2 separate regions of the Homo sapiens genome follow, and region 1 is linked to region 2. The links are chromatin loops, found by intact Hi-C in ENCODE. Cell type or tissue: endothelial cell of umbilical vein. All regions are shown on one strand. Each heading gives the region's core, and the rest is flanking DNA. Links, peaks and the distances in the headings are about the cores only.

Region 1 (8,346 bases), core at 165-8,164, 1.5 Mb before region 2:
TACAAAAGATTTGTACAAGAATATTCACAACAGCTTTGTTCAAAATAGTCAAAATGGAAACTCAAATATTCACAAATGGGAGAATGAATAAACTAATCATAGTATATTATATTCATGCAATGAAGTATTACTCAGCAATGAAGAATAAACTACTGACACTCAAAACAACATAAATGGATCTCACAGACATTATGCTGAGCAGAGGTAGTTGGACACAACAGAGCACATACACTATATGATTCAATTTAAATAAAGTTATAAAACAGGTAAAACTAATCTATGGTGAAAAATATATCAGAAAATTGTATCAGGAGGATTGAGTAAAAAAAGGACCCCAAAAAAACCTTTCTTGAATGATGTTCAATACTTTAATAGGGGCATGCATTACATGGATAGATATATTTGAAAAAACCAAACTCATCAAAATGGACATTTCACTGTATGTGAATTTTATCTCAAAAAAGAACTACAAAATATTAAATTCTAATTAGTAGGCTTGGGTTTTTGTAATAATCTGAGTGAGTAATGTAAAACTAACTTCCGTGTCTAGGCTTGAGCAAATGAATAAATACATTAAGAATAATGGAAACCAGATTTCTTCAGTGTTAGAGACAGGAGTTATAAATATGGAAAGGGGGAAGACTAGAATTTAACCTATGATGTTGAAGTGGAATTAAAGTTATCAAGATGAACACTTTTAAAGTAATGATTAAAAATATAGATATAGGTATATATAAAAAAAGTGTGTTTTAGAACTATAAAAACAAATTTCCTACTTCTATCAGTTGAGGGAGCATAGATGCAATGATACACCAACATCAGTGAGCACACTTAGTACACAGATTTTGGTTTAAAAATGCCACTGTCTACTAAAAGCAATTAGGCTCCATGGAGAAAAGGCTAATTTTTGACCAGTACAGGGAAGTATAAGGTGAGCCTAGAATATCTTGCTCCAGCAAATGAGAAAACGCTCAAAGAATGATGGGGACATATCAAAAGAGTATAGGAGACAGTTTAAAGGGGCTACTTGACAAATTTGGAACAACTTATATATCAAAATAATGATAATAATGGATTATAACCTATAGAATAAAATTAGTGTCGGTAAGTTCATACTGATATAAACAAGAAAACAAACAAACATAAGAGAGAAGGGAAAGATCTACCTTACAGTAAAATGTGACTAATAGAAAAGGAATAGTGGTGTCATATAATACTTTAAAAAGGTTGCTAATAGGTAAAAGTTTGATGAGGAGTGGAATAGTCACATAGTCTCAAAGTAGCTACTCATACATTATCTATTAATTAGAAAGAGAAAAGCAGTAACTTATAGAGTGGAAAGACCCTAGCACATACCACCTTAACCAAGTGATACAACTTATCATCACCCCAATATTATAGCAAACCATGATAGGCTCATATCATGAGCCTTCTGATACAGTTGGCTGAGAAGGATATGCCATCAGTTCTGTGCTATTTCTTCCCCACATGCCTAATCAAAATCTAATTATGAGCAAACATTATGCAAGCCCAAATGCCAAGGCCAAGTAAGAAAAAGGTCTGAGGAAATGTTATAGATTAAATGTGCCTACAGAGATATGGCAGCTAAATTTAATTTGGAGCAATTTGAACTTTTGATTAGATCCTGGACTGAGTAGGTGGGAGATAGCTATGAGGTCATTATTGGGACAACTGACTAAATATGAATATGGGCTAAAGCATAATAGTATTATACAATGTCAAATTTCCTGATTTGGGTTATTGTACTTTGGTTATGTAAGAGAATGGCCCATTCTTAGAAAATATATATTGAAGCATCAGGGGTAAAGGGGAATAATGTTGCTAACTTTCCAAATTACTCTTAGATGGGAGTAGGCATTGAAGAGAGGGAGTGGGGATGGGGGTGGAGAGAGAGAGAGAAAGAAATGGTGTGAGGAGGGAGAAAATGACAATCTTGTAACATTTCACCTTTTAAGGTGAAAAAGCACACCCTGAGGATGGTAGAGCAAGATAGGAAACTTGGACTTTAACGATTTTGGACCTACCACATTGCACTAAGTTGTTTACCTCTGAACTTTATCTACATGAAGAGAAATAAACTGTACTTTTGTTGAAGCTACTGTTACTCATTTGTTCATTTCTTTGTTTTTGTCAAGCATAGCCAAATCTAATCTGAAATAATACATGAAATAGTCAGAACTCTTACCTACTGTTGATGGGAGTGTGGATTAATATAGCCACTTTGAAGCACAAATTGGTATTATCTAGTAAAGCTGAAGATGCAAATATTCTATGAGTCAGAAATTCTACTCCTAGTTATATATCCTAGACACAACTGCACATGGGCCATGGAAGACAAGAATTCTAACAAGAATTTCACAGCAGCATTGGTTTTAATAACAAAAAACAACTGAAAAAATACTATCCATGTGTGTGAAAATTGATAAAGGATATTCACACCATGGTATACTATTCAACAGAAAAAACAAGTGAAGAAAGCTACATATTCAATGAGTGAATTTCAAACACATAAAGTTGGGTAAAAAAGGCAAATTACTAAAAAAGATGTCAGTATGATAACATGCATATTAAAATAAAAAACGATGCTGCATTTATTCTGGGGTAGAAAAAGCTCTGGGGTACTAAAAATGAAAATAATTAAAAATATTAGTGCAAGTATTGAGAAAGAAGATGTCTTTAATATCTAGACCAGGGCGCAGTGGCTCACACCTGTAATCCCAGCACTTTGGGAGGCCAAGGTGGGTTGATTATCTGATGTCAGGAGTTCAAGACCAGCCTGACCAACATGGAGAAAGCCCGTCTCTACTAAAAATACAAAAAATTAGCCGGATATGGTGGCATATGCCTGTAATCCCAGCTACGGAGGAGGCTGAGACAGAAGAATCACTCAAACCTGGGAGGCAGAGGTTACGGCAAGCTGAGATTGCTCCACTGCACTCCAGCCTGGGCGACAAGAGTAAAACTCCATATCAAAAAAAAAAAAATCCCCCTGGTTTTTTTGTCCGGGTGTGGTAGCTCACACCTGTAATCCCAGCACTTTGGAGGGACGAAGAGGGCAGATCACCTGAGGTCGGGAGTTCGAGACCAGCCTGACCAACATGGAGGAACCCCGTCTCTAAAAAATAAAGAAGAAAGAATGTCTAGACCAACACTATCCAATAGAGCTTTCGACAATGACAGAAATGTTCTATTATCTGTGCTGGCAAACGTACTAGCTAAATATGGCTATTAAACACTTAAAATATGGCTGATGCAACTGAAGAACTGAATTTTAATTTAAAATTTTAATTAATTTAAATAGCCAGAGGTGGCTAATGGCTACTGGTTAACACAAGTCTAGACTATACATTCTTCCACAAGTATGGTAGTTCCTCAACTCTTTTCTTATATGTTTGGTATATCACTCAAAAGTTGAGTTTAAAGAATGATGACACTGCTATAATACGTCTCCTCCTATTTCCATCTATTTATTTATGCTAACAGGCTTCTCAAGGCTTACATCAGCAAAACAAAAATATAAATTAAAAAATTCACTCAGTCAATCAGTAAAATTGACATACAGGCACATGAGCTAATTGGGGAAACAAGTCTTATGCATCTCACTAACAGAGGTGCATTTAAAAAATTTTTTTTAATTTTGTTTTTGATAAAAACAATTACTTTTTAAAATAATTACTTATAAAATTTGGGTAATAAATTTGTTATTTTGATCAATTGTGTAAAAAAATAAATGTAATGATAATTTGATACAAAGATATTTTAATGCTTTAAGAGGAGATTCCCAAACTTTGTTCTTGAGGCCCTTAGTGTTGCAATAGGTTTTTTTCAGGGCTATTCTAGGGCTAAAAGAAAAGAAGTCCCAGCTTAGTAGTAGTAGTAGTTCAGGTCATGCCCAACAGATGTCGCTGTGTTTCTCTCTAAAATTTAAACTATCCCACAGAGCCCCTGCAATGAGTTGGCTGCAATGCTCAGGGGTGTCTTGGTACGCAGTTTGGGATCCACGGACCTAGAGTCTTTGGGGCCTACAAAATGAAACAACTGGCAAATCTGGATAAATAACATATGGGAGTATATTTCCAATGTTTATGAGTAGTTTCCCAGAGTCATTTAACTAACGGAAAATGTATAAAACACCTATAAAAAGGCAGATTTAAATAATTTTAAAAGATTATAAATAATTTTTGGACAGACTAGTAGTGAATGGTACGACTGTCTAGGAGTCCACGAATAAATTATGAATTATAGATTAAATGTCCTACCAAAGAAATGGATTGATATGTACATATACTATAAACATGCCAGTGCCTACAACAGGAAAAATATTTAATTGTTAGGTCTGTAAAAAGAGGTATTCAGCTTAGAAAATAAGCCTCTCTCAGCCCACATCTCATCTTCCCACTATGGAGGCTGCTTGTGGCCACATACTGAGGAGATTGTCTAATGTGCTATTATTCTTTGATGATTCACTTGGACCAGGCTAAGAGAGTAGATCCACCCTGGAAAGATTTACATAAATGAAAGAGAGACAAAGAAAGGTGTGGGCTGGGGGAAGAGAGGAGGAGTGGGAGAGAGGCAGAGAGAGAAAGGGAGAGGAAAAGGGAGGAGAGGGAGAGGGAGGGGGGGAGAAGAAAAAGTGCTGTAACTGGGAAAGAGAAGTACAATGAATTGAAGAGAATGTTAAGAAGGGTTTAGAAAGAGGAAGAGGAATGATTACAGCTTATTGTGAGCATCTTTAAATATACAATGAAAGGTAGACAGTTGTATTTTCCTATGTTTATAAATGTATTTTCCCCTTGGTATTTTCTACAAACAGTCCCTATCTACAATTTAAATTAGTAGTTTATGGAAAAACAGAGAAGTTCCTCAAGAATAGTACACACAGAAGGACAAAGTCATATCAAAATAAAACATCTCTAGCTAAACACATACTTTTTTTTTTTTTTTTTGTGAGATGGAGTCTTGCTCTGTCACCCAGGCTGGGTGCAGTGTCGCGACGATCGTGGCTCATGGCAACCTCCACCTCTGGGGTTCACACCATTCTCCTGCCTCAGCCTCCCAAGTAGCTGGGACTACAGGTGCATGCCACCACACCCAGCTAATTTTTTGTATTTTAGTAGAGACGGGGTTTCACTGTGTTGCCCAGGCTGGTTGCGAACTCTTGAGCTCAGGCAATCCGCCTGCCTCGGCCTCCCAAAGTGCTGGGAATACAGGTGTGAGCCACCACTCCCGGCCCATACGTGAATTTTGAATAAAATATTAAGATAGTTTATTCACCACTGAACTTGACTTCCTTATAATAAACTTTGGCAGAATTGAAACAGCATAGATGCTTTGGTTTGCTTATTACTGCTCTGAATTATGGGAGACTGCTCCATGACAAACTACAGAAAGTCTTCTACTATCAGCAAGGATTGTTAAGAGTTCAGAAATTCTCATCTTTAAAATAAGGCTGGCCAGGCATGGTGGCTCATGCCTGTAATCCTAGCACTTTGGGAGGCTGAGGTGGGCGGATCACTTGAGGTCAGGAGTTCGAGACCAGCCTGGCCAACATGGTGAAACTCCATCTCTACTAAAAATACAGAAAATTAGCCAGGTGTGGTGGCGGGTGCCTGTAGTCCCAGCTACCCAGAAGGCTGAGGCACGAGAATTGCTTGAACCCAGTGGGAGGAGGTTGCAGTGAGCCGAGATTCATTCCAGCTTGGGTGACAGAGTGAGACTCTGTCTCAAAAAAAAAAAAAAAAAAAAAGGAAATACAAAATAAGGCCTATGTGGAAAGAATTTTTCCCCAATCACAATGTGAAATTTGAGAGACTCAATCTTTTCGGAAATGTCTTCCTTGTCCAGATTCAGTGGTTTCTCCACATTGTTTCCATTTTCTAGAAATTTAGGCAATTAGTCCTTCTTTCCCTTCCTCATCAGTACAAGGAGCATAAAAACAATCATTTCAGTAAGTTGTTGTAGAAGTCAAGATACTGTCTGGAAAAGCCCTGTATAATCCTGTAATGTAATTCGGTGTAAACCAGCACAGTTATTTCTCTTCTCTCTTGCTTTGGCTTGAGTAAAACACTGTCTTCAGGTTCTTAATAGCTTACTGGAGGTCCCCTTTGGTAGATTTTGAGGTGAATTTATAACATTGTCTATTATATGGATTGTATGGATTTATGACAATTTAGAGATTCAACAATTCCTTCCAACTCTCTCTGATGTGTCCATCTTTAGTTCATTTCCTACAACTGGGCACTTTCAAGGCTAAATTCCAAGTTTCTTACTCCTTTGATACCCCTTCTGGAGGATCTAAATAAGTTTTATGGCTTCAGATGTTATCAAGTTTGGGCTACCATACTGCCATCTACGATTATACTTCTCTCCACCATTGTCCATGGAACATTTCAGTTTGAATGCCATACAACTCCTGAAACATCATATTTAAAAACAAGTCCATCTCCCCGAAGAGTCATCTTCACTAATTTCCCCATCACTATCAACAACATCTTGAGTGTTTCCAGGCTGAAAGCTGTGGTATCATTTTTTCCCTACTGCTATTTTAACTTACAATTAAAAATTCTGCTAATCACTTCTTTGTAACAACTTTGGTCTCCCCATACTCCTACTCCCAGCTTCCAATTCCTCTACTTCCCAGATCTCTGGTGTATTAGTCTGTTTTAACGCGGTTGATAAAGACATACCCGAGACTGGGCATTTTATAAAGAAAAAGAGGTTTAATGGACTCACAGTTCCACGTGGCTGGGGAGGCCTCACAATCATGGTGGAAGGCGAAAGGCAAAAGGCAAAAGGCAAAAGGCACATCTTACATAGCGGCAGGCAAGAGAATGAGCAAAGTGAAAGGGGAAACCCCTTATAAAATCATCAGATCTCGTGAGACTTATTCACTACCACGAGAACAGTATGGGAGAAATCCTCCCCATGATTCAGTTATCTCCCACCCGGTCCATCCCACAACACGTGGGAATTACGGGAGCTAAAATTCAAGATGAGATTTGGGTGGGGATACAGCCAACTGTATCATTTGGCCTTAACTATCTCATGTGTAGATGATTGCAGAAGGAAGCGCTAGAAAATTCTCATCATCTGACTTTTCGTACACCAACTAAACTTTGAGATTATTTGTACAATATTATTCTTCAGTTCAAGTATCCCATTGGCTACGTATTAATCAGTAAGTTTATTACTCAAGGTACTTCATTGTTAGAACTACTGTTTTATTAACTACGAGTTTATTTCCATAAAAGATATTCCACTTCAGCTGCTCACTATGTTTGCTATTCTCAGGTTTGACTTTTCTTGCCTTCTAAGCTTTTAGGCCATATGGTATAACATTGCCTAAAGAACATCTTCATTACTGTGATGAGTGGCAGATCATTAAAAAAGGGTGTGTGTGTGGCTAGGGGTCAGTGGGGAGACTTCTGCTGCTGATCATTTGTTCTACAATTAAATAAATAAAATTCAACTTGATTTTTTTTTGGCTTGGTAGCCTAGAATTTATATCACTTCCCTCTTTCATCCATAAAGATACATAGGCTTCATCCTCTTCAAAATCCAGCTGAGAAGTTAACTTCAGGAATCTTTCCTGGACTGATTGTTCATGGATAAAATTTGTCTCTACTTAGTATCTGTGCTCTTTATTCAGAATTTTTAAGTGCACAGTTGTTGATATGGTATCATTTTCAAGTACTTTGCAGTCCATATATAATGTTTGTTATATGTGTATACACACATCTGTTATCATAAGCCTAAGATACATAATAATGTCATATTCCTTTTAATTTTCAAATTAAATGTCTCTATGCTTTATTTTCTCCCCAGGATGTTTGCTTTGCTGACAACTTCAAGACCTCTAAGGATGCTTATTCAGACTTACAGGTCAGTTCTGGTAAGCATCCTCTGACTAGTCAACCAAGCAGTTGAATTCTTTACAGCTGTTACTAATGTCACTGGCACAAGATATCCTTATTGAAACAAGGAGAACCCAGCAGCCCCAGCATGTTCTTTGTTGTCACTATTTAAATACTCTGATGCCATAATTCTTGGTCATTGCTGGATAAGCAACAATAAATTGGGCATGGCTTTTTTCTGAAAACCTGCCCAGTGCAAGCCTGCTTAGGGCTGAGCCTGTGAGTACCTCTCAATGCATGGGAGGAGCCCAGCTGTACTTACCTACATTTCTTGTGACTTTGGCTCACAGCCAGGTCTTCACGTACCAATGTATGAGGCTCACATCTTTGAATCTGGGCATGCATATACAAATATTTTCTTTAAGGGTACCCATAGTACCAGGGTGAATAAGTTTGAAGGACTTTCTAGACT
Region 2 (8,346 bases), core at 35-8,034:
TCTAGTTATTTCTCAAGGGTTATATTTGTTCATAATAATAGCAGCAAACATTCTGGCATTATTCATTTGGTTTCTCCAAAGTGCTTAAATTTAAAAAGAATCAAATAACAAAAGCATGATGAACCGGATTGCTTATTTTACACACATCTGATAGCCAGATACATATGTATGCAGTTACGCATGTATATTTCTGGCACACCATTAATCATCAATGACAAAACCATGTTATCAATCCACCTACACCGAACATTAAATATTTTAATATTCATATAAATGGCATCAAATATATACACATGATTTTGCTTTTTAAATTAAGAGACTTTGGTCCTTAATGGAGATATTTTTCACTGGGCCTTTCCATTCCTTCTTAGCCATAGTAATATTTAAATACACTGGTACATAAAAATCTGCAATAAATTCTACAACACGACCCCAAACCGTCCAGTGTCTGAATTTTTTAAAAGGAGCTAAAGCCACAGCGTATGAAACATGAAATGGAAACATCCCAATCCCTGCATGCGTGATCCTGGGGTTGTCCACCCGTTAGTAAAGAGGCACTGAATTCTGCAGCTGCTTATCAAATCAGGTTTATGTTTCTGGAATGAGTTCCTGCTGCTGAGTCTGAATTTGTAGACAGTCATGAAAAAAATATCCTCTAAGACTGATCTAGCTCAAAAACAAAACCTCTGGAAAAACACGTAAGTTTTACCACACCCATGTACACCTAGGCAGCTAAAGAGTATGTTAACACGATGACCATCTGTATGCATGCAGACACAGGCTAATATATTTAATACATTTACTTGTATTCAGACCACATGCATATTAAATGTCATGCCTAAGTGTCAGTGATAAGATCCACATATGGGGTATATGTGTGTATCCTATCAGTAACATATATTCAATAATTTGTATGTTTACATTAGCTAAAGTACATTATCACTTTTCTTTTTTTGCTTTTTGCTAAAATAAGTCTGGAAACCAAAAGGGAGAAAATACTTGAGTATAGAAATAGTTCCTTTAATCAACTCCCCAGTTGGATATGTGGGGTAGGAATTCATTAGCATAGGCTTTTTTCCCTACTCATTTGTTAAACCAGAATGCTGGAAAGAACTAGAAAAGACTGCATTTCTCTTACTTTTCTTAACCATGTAAAACAACCCCCTAGAAGAGGTCTAGAATGAGCTTTGTTTCTTTTTTCAAATGGGTCTAATGTCCTTTCTCCACCACCTTCACACACAGACACAAAACCCACCGTGTGGGTTCACGGTCCACATCTGGCTCCCACGCAGAGTTGTACATTTGCAAGCACATCTTAAATATTGTGAAGCCAATTTGGACTTACTAAAAAATCTATGATACGAGTGAGAAATCATGCTAAATACGAGCCCTGGTAACTTTATTTTTAATGATGACTTTCAAAAAAAAAAAACAACAACAACAAGGTAAGGGAGAGAGATCAGCAGGGTGAATGTAAAAATTGTTAATCTTAAATTTCTACAAACCCAAGTGTCACAATAAGCATGTATGGTGCATCAAGCATAACAAAAAGAAACGAGATGGTTGGGTTCGGGGGGTTAGGTCGGGGGGGGGTCCCAGGCACTTGCTTCCTTGAACCCTCTGAATACATTTCACAATTCATCAGTTTTTGTCTTTCCTGCCACAAATGAGGACAATCAGACCAGACACCCATTAGATTCTTCATGCAATTTTTTTTTCTTGTTCATGACATGTTGGCAGGGAGGATGGCAATTCTGAAATCTTACCAAATGAGAAAAATGTCAGAAGCTGAACTGACAGCTAGTGGTTACTATGGTGATTGGTGATATTGAAAAAATATAATAAAATAAGACTCAGTTAATTCAAAAGGAATCAAGTTGGGTATTTTTAAGCCAGTTGATACAGATGAAAACTTAATCCTGATATTGGGACATTATCTTTTTGAGCTAACAGCCAAAGACACCATTTAGCTTAAATAATAACTAAATACACAGCTCATAATCTTGTGATTAAAAATAATAGAAAGAAACAGTATTGATAAATGGAAGTCAAATATTATTACCAAATGACTATCAGGGAAATATAGATTATATTCAGTGGAAAGAGGATTTTGTTCGGAGGAAAAAAATTAAAGTTTTAGCAAAATATTTTTAAAAAGAGAACATGGAAGCCTCACAGATAAAAAGGATTCTTCAGGGACAACTCAGATTCTATTAAAACACACACAAAGACATACACAAACATGGTGATTTCATCTTCAAAGTTCAACTCCCCCCAAAAAAGAAAATCCATTTTGATTCTAATGGTTAACATATCCAATCTCTTTATTTAAAAAAGATATTTAACAGAGAAAGCTTCATCATGAGATTTTTAGAAATATATATACATATATATATCTTCTCCATACCATCATTTCTCTTTTTGGTTGAAACCCAGTGTAATATTCTGACTACTTAAAGTGAGGGACCCTCATTTAATACTAAGCAAAATAATAGTAATAATAATAAAATACATATTGGCACCTTTTTCTAACATCAAGCAATGACAACTCTTGCTGGTTCAATCGATTGGTGCTATTATTTTTAGGTTTAATGGTTTTAAATGAAGGAAACAGAATATCATGAAAATCATATTTATAATTCACCAAAAATTATGCAATTGTTCATCCCACAGGTAATATACATGAAACCGAGAGGTGATTACTTTTTATAAAGAGAGTTTGAAAACAGTTAATAAAGAAGATGCAAAGTTTGTTAGGGGTTCAGCCAAGAAGAACCTATTGTATCTGAAAAATCTTTGACACAGAGTAAAACTTTTTTAAGCCTTCTCTTCACAACGACACTAAAATGGTATAAGCATAATGGATTAATAGGAAAAGTAGACTTAGGAAGACCAGAATCAGCTCTCATTTTGAAACAGTTGCATATTTTATCCATATGCCATACTCCCAGATCTAGTCTATATTTTTTTCATTTGATATAGGGATATTAAATTATCTACTGTTTCTTTTTTTTTCTTTTTCTTAAGTCAAATCTTTTGAGAGTTACAGGTAACTAGCGAAAACAAGATTGTTATTTATAACCTCAAGCTAGTATTTAATGCAAGAGGGAGGGGGGACATTATCAAGGAAGCTGCTCAGAAGAAAAAAAAATTAAGTCTTATTGGTTCAAGGAAGCTCTTCTCCACTGGACAGACTACAATGCCATCTACTGGAAAAGTGAAGTTCAACGTCACTTGAAACAGCAGAGCTAGTTTAAAAGGCTGATAGATGTAACTGGAAAGACATCCAGTCCTACATCCTTCACTGTTCAAAAAAGATAAGATATATATATATATATATATATATAGTTGTGGAAACATCAGTTCCTATTATAGATCATTATGTTCTTCCTCTGAGATCTCCTCCCAGCATTTTGCTTCTTAATTTCCAGCGAAAGCCTCTCTTTTTTAGCTTCTTCCAACTTCTCTTGAGGACCAAGTTAACAACACCCAGAAAAATAATCACCAGCAGCGAGCGACCTTGGGGTCCTTTTCTGCAATCTCTAGCTTGTGATTTTTCGCAAGCAGTTTGTGTTAGCATTTGCTCTGCAAAAGGTTTTTTTTTTCTTTTTTAATACCTAAAATCACAATAGGAAAGACTACCATCGTGGTCAGGAGCAGGTGGAGAAAAAAAAAAAAAAAAGCAGACACAGATCAAGCCCCCGGCTTCATAAGCACAAAGTCTCTTTTTATATGTTCTTATGCGGTATGGGATGGAGAATCTAAGGTCCCTTTTAAGAATAAGAATTCACCGAGGTTTTGTAAGCCATTCCCACATTTCCACCGGCATGTCCTTTGCTCATTTGCACGCTTCCCTTTCATTCTGGTTGGTTCGCCCTGTGATTTTTAAAATGAGAAATGGGAAGGAGGTAGGGTCACCATTTTCCACTCTCTAGATGAAGCAATTCCAGTTAAGGCAGGCAATAGTTAAGAAGCAAGAAGGGACTATCACTGTAATTAAATAAGAATTTGTTTTCACTAGTACTAGCAAAAAGAGAGTAAGTTCCTGCCTAAAAGCTGCTGCCAATATTTTCCATGTATAGGTATAAGTGTAAGTAAACAGCGGGGATTCTCAGCCTCCACAGTGTTGACATTTGGGGCCAGATAATTACTGTAGGATGGTGAGCAGTGTCCCTGGCTTCTACCCACTACTTGCCACTGGCGCACCCACACACACACACACAGTTAAAGCAATCAACAAGGTCTCCAGACATTGTTAGATGTCCCCTGGGGAAGGAGGGGGGCAAAATTACACCCTACTGATAACAACTGTTATAGGATCCTAATTTCAATTTTATATACATTAGTTCTCACCAGTCTCTATCTGGCTTTGATTCATGGTGGTGTGTGAAACAACATTTTTAAAGGAACTAAGAACATGGTGGAATCGGCGTGAATGGGAGAGTAACAATCTCCATTCTACACGTTCCATTACTTCAGGGCTGATGAGCATTCCTGACCTTTCCAAAGGCCTCCCTTGAAAGTTCTCCGGAGGAAACAAAAGGAAGAGGTTGGCTCATGGAAGGTCGCTGTCAGATTTGCCCCAAAAAGCAAGGGAAAAATTTTGCCATCAAAATGAAATCTTCCGGCAGGCAGAGAGGTTTAGATGGGGGATGGGAGAGAGGGCTGCGGAGCTATTTTATTCAAAGTGTTTAAATTAAGGGGCTTCACTATTCAAAGGCAAATAATAAACTGAAAAATAGGTCATCTTTAAATGAGAACTCTTTTTTTCCCTATAACAGGAAATCTGAACAGGAAAGTACAACATTTTAATTTCAGGATTTGACGTAATTTGCAACTTCAATGTGGAGCTTTTAAAAATTATCACTCTGTAAGAAAAGATGAGATTGGGATAAAAGTAAGAAAAGAAGTTAGAGTCTGGGGAGACACAGGCCTTATATTCAAGAGGGCTAGTGAAGTTAAAATTGTAGTGAAGTTCAGGCTTAGAGCAGTGTAGCTCTGTATTAACCTGAAATGCTTCTATCTAAGAGTAAAATCTCTCAAGTCTCATCCCAGAAGGTGTGTGCAGTCTCCATTTAAATGTCTCCAACAGAACACAAAATAATTTTGCAGTAACTGATCTACTGTATTAGATGTGCCTGGTCTATTTATTTCTGTTGCTTTTTAACATCTACCAAGAATATCAAAGTTTGCTTGGTGAAAAGTTTTCAGTCGGATAGTAATCTTTCCAAAATACCTTGAAAAATGTAAACGACATGTCTCTGCACCCCTTATTTACCAACCCTTTGATGATATAGGCGAGAAGAGTATGAACACATTTTTAACACTTGACATTTTCTAATATTCTGAAATCTTACTTTTCCATGTCACAGGCAAAGGGTATGTGGCATTGGGAAGGAACTGAATACAAAGTACTACATCCGCTCTTCAAATATGCAGTCCCTGGTAGCACCTTCTATAAGACTGGTGGCTTTTGTGGAGTGTTTCTTTCTTTAAATGAGCTGGACCACACATACTCACTCATTCAGAATAAGTCTATAGATGAACTGTCTCTGTATTTTTAAAGAAACTCAGCTTGTGCGGTCCGCTGATATCTCAGAGAAACAAGGAACCATTTTCACATAATGGATGGGGCTGCAGTGCGGAGCAGACAAGCCCCACTGGAAAGAATTCGGTCTGTCACGACATGCAGGAGAATTCTCTTATGTTTCTGCATCAGGTTTACCTAAACTAAGTTGATTTCCAGGGCAGAATTCATGGATTATGTCGTATTGGACCCAGGAAGGTTTGAAGGTTTGCTGGTAATGATCACACTCACACACACACACACACACACTCTCTCTCTCTCTCTCTCTCTCTCTGCCCCCCCCCCCCACTCTGCCCATGGTTACTGCTACTCTAAGCAGGCCCTTGGAGTCCAAAGAGAAAGTGTCTATAGCTTCACTGTTCCATTTTTATCTGTTTAGGAAATATTGATGTTATTAACCACACTTTTAACTGTCAGCATCTTGATATATTCTGGATATTTGCTAGGGTTCCCACTACTTAGTTGGTGCTATATGTGTGTGTGTGTGTATACATACACATATACATTTTAGATGGAGATGGGATATATATGTGTGTGTGCGTATGTATATATAAAGTTAAAAAAGAAGCTGGCTATTATCTGTTAAGATTGTCCAAGAGTGTGTATCTAAAGGATTTTCTTTCTGTTCTCTGCAGATATTACCTGAGCAGTGTCCCCTAAAATTGCTAGCACCTGGTGACCTGCCCCGCAGCTCCCCTCCAGTTTCCCTGCCTTTGCTTCATATAGAGGGATTTCTGTGCAGAAAACGCTCGTGGAGTCTGCCGTCTCTTAGTCTCTTAACTTTTATCGTCAGTTGCTAAATTAGCTAATGATTAATTAGTTAATGTTTTCAAAGCACTTTGAAGATGAAAAGCACCGCTAAGTGCTAAGTGTAAAACGGCATTAGTAATTCCACTCGGCAAAGACTAATTAGCTTTTAAAAAAATGTTCCCCCCAAACTGATCAATAATGTTTCTGGTATTACAGTAGGACTGTTTGTCCCACAGATCAGTAAGACCCACCTCACGTTTTAAGGCTTTTATGCCCCGAGACACGCAGAAATCCCGACTGAGGTTTATTGCTTGGTAACCTCTTGGCTTTCAGTGTGGCTGGAGTTGGACTAGTGATGTCATCTATACAAAATGCAGCATTTTTGCTGTCAAAAAAGCTTTAAAGGATTATTTAACAAAGCTAAAAGTAAAGAACTAAACTCTAGGAAAGTGGTACAGAAACATGATCAGTGAACTTATATTTAAGAAGAATTAAGCTTTTAAAGTTTTTTTTTTCCCATCTCTAAAAAGCTCTTTAACCGCGGTTCTCCAGGTGGCCTCTGAATTTATTGTGAGATTTCACTTTGATGGCTCTGAGTCCTCATGGGGACTATTATGTCAATAATTTCTACAGCAACATTTTATTCCAGGTACAGAAATGACTTAGAAGATAGAGCCAGGGTCTGGAAATTCCAGGATCCTACTTTAAATTACCCACATCAACCACGATTGAATGAAAAAAGATAGCTTTCACCCATTTTCCCCTTTCCAGCCAGATTCTTAATGGACAGACCTTTTTTTTAAGCTTCTTGGGTGCCAAGTGTCCCGAAACAACTACTCAAAAAAAGTTCAGCATTTTGTTTATTCCATCCACTTTCAAAGACTTAAATAATGTAAAGTTAATGGGAATCATGAAGCCAAAACAGGCAACTTTGCAAGAGGAAGCTTGTGGGTCATTTGTTCCCTTGATGCAAACATACTTGTCCCTGCTGTCTACCAGTGGGCCTTGGTTATAAACACTGGGGATTTGGGTTTTTTTGAAATGCCTGAGATTATTATTTTTAGTCAAGCTTTTTAAAAAAAAAAATAGTCTTTCACATCAAAAAAAAAACTACATGATTTCTATTAGCTTAAGGCTGGGATATTTGTGGTTTTTTGGTTGTTGTTTTTCTTTTTTTAAGGTGGGCAATTTCAGAATGACATTAAGATGCTGACTTTTTAGAACATCAAGAAAACATTATTAATATGTCATTCAAAATATGCAGTATTAACACATGAAACTCTACATACATAACAAACTGCAGAAACAACTCAGCTTAGAAAATACAAAGTTCAGCTAAACAAAAGGAATTTGACGTCTGGCAGCCTATGTTCTCTGTGTATTCTGTTACTCCAGGAATGAGTTTAGCTGGTGCATAAACACAGTAGCACATAAGCCATATATATGTGTGTGTGTGTGTGTGTGTGTGTGTGTATATGAATATGTATTTATAATGTGGACATGATATATACATACAATCACACACACGCACAATGCAACCACATCAATCAGTTGCTACAGACAACAATGACATGTGCACACATTCTCAGAACTTAAGGTTTGCTACCAACCTCAGTATCAGCCTTTCTTCCGTGTACAAAAATACATCTGCCAGAAAGGCGCGGTAAAAATCACCTGAAAACAAACAGACATGTTTTGGAAAAGTGTGGCCAGCTACTAGATGATTCCTTAGGGATTTCCTAAGTGAATATTTTTATAAAAAAGACACCTAAAATATGAAATAATTTGCACATAGCTATAACCCAGCCCCTGTGAGAACTAAAGATAAGCAAAGGTTAGAAGGATGAGGTGGTCAAGTCAAGGGTGCCTCTTACTGCCAAGGTCTCCATAAGTGAGTAGGACACAAAATATAGGAAAAGAGAAGGGGAGAAACTTGGAGAAAGCTACAATTTTGATCAGAAGGAGAAGTTACTTTGGAAATTTCAAGGATTATTTGAGATTCTTATCTA

Evidence for each region. Peaks named below come from ENCODE experiments on the same cell type or tissue, not always from the same donor. Only the 100,000 strongest peaks of a DNase experiment are listed, where the experiment ranks them.
Region 1: a loop joins it to region 2, with 11 times the contacts of the local background. A loop is called at or near these places in 11 of 110 quality-filtered maps.

Annotation. Positions count from the first base shown.
Region 1 is chr16:72,396,554-72,404,899 of GRCh38, forward strand. All of the region lies in intron 7 of LINC01572 (long intergenic non-protein coding RNA 1572), which reads right to left. Among named protein-coding and RNA genes, the nearest start is that of PMFBP1, 230 kb to the left of the region's middle. In endothelial cell of umbilical vein, for the core only: a CTCF peak has its summit at 3,930 (motif pointing right); a DNase peak (open chromatin) is centred at 3,928.
Region 2 is chr16:73,875,619-73,883,964 of GRCh38, forward strand. It overlaps a transcript of ZFHX3 not described here. Among named protein-coding and RNA genes, the nearest start is that of PSMD7-DT, 340 kb to the right of the region's middle. RefSeq lists a silencer at 3,032-3,326. In endothelial cell of umbilical vein, for the core only: no CTCF peak of the experiment used is centred there; a DNase peak (open chromatin) is centred at 3,203.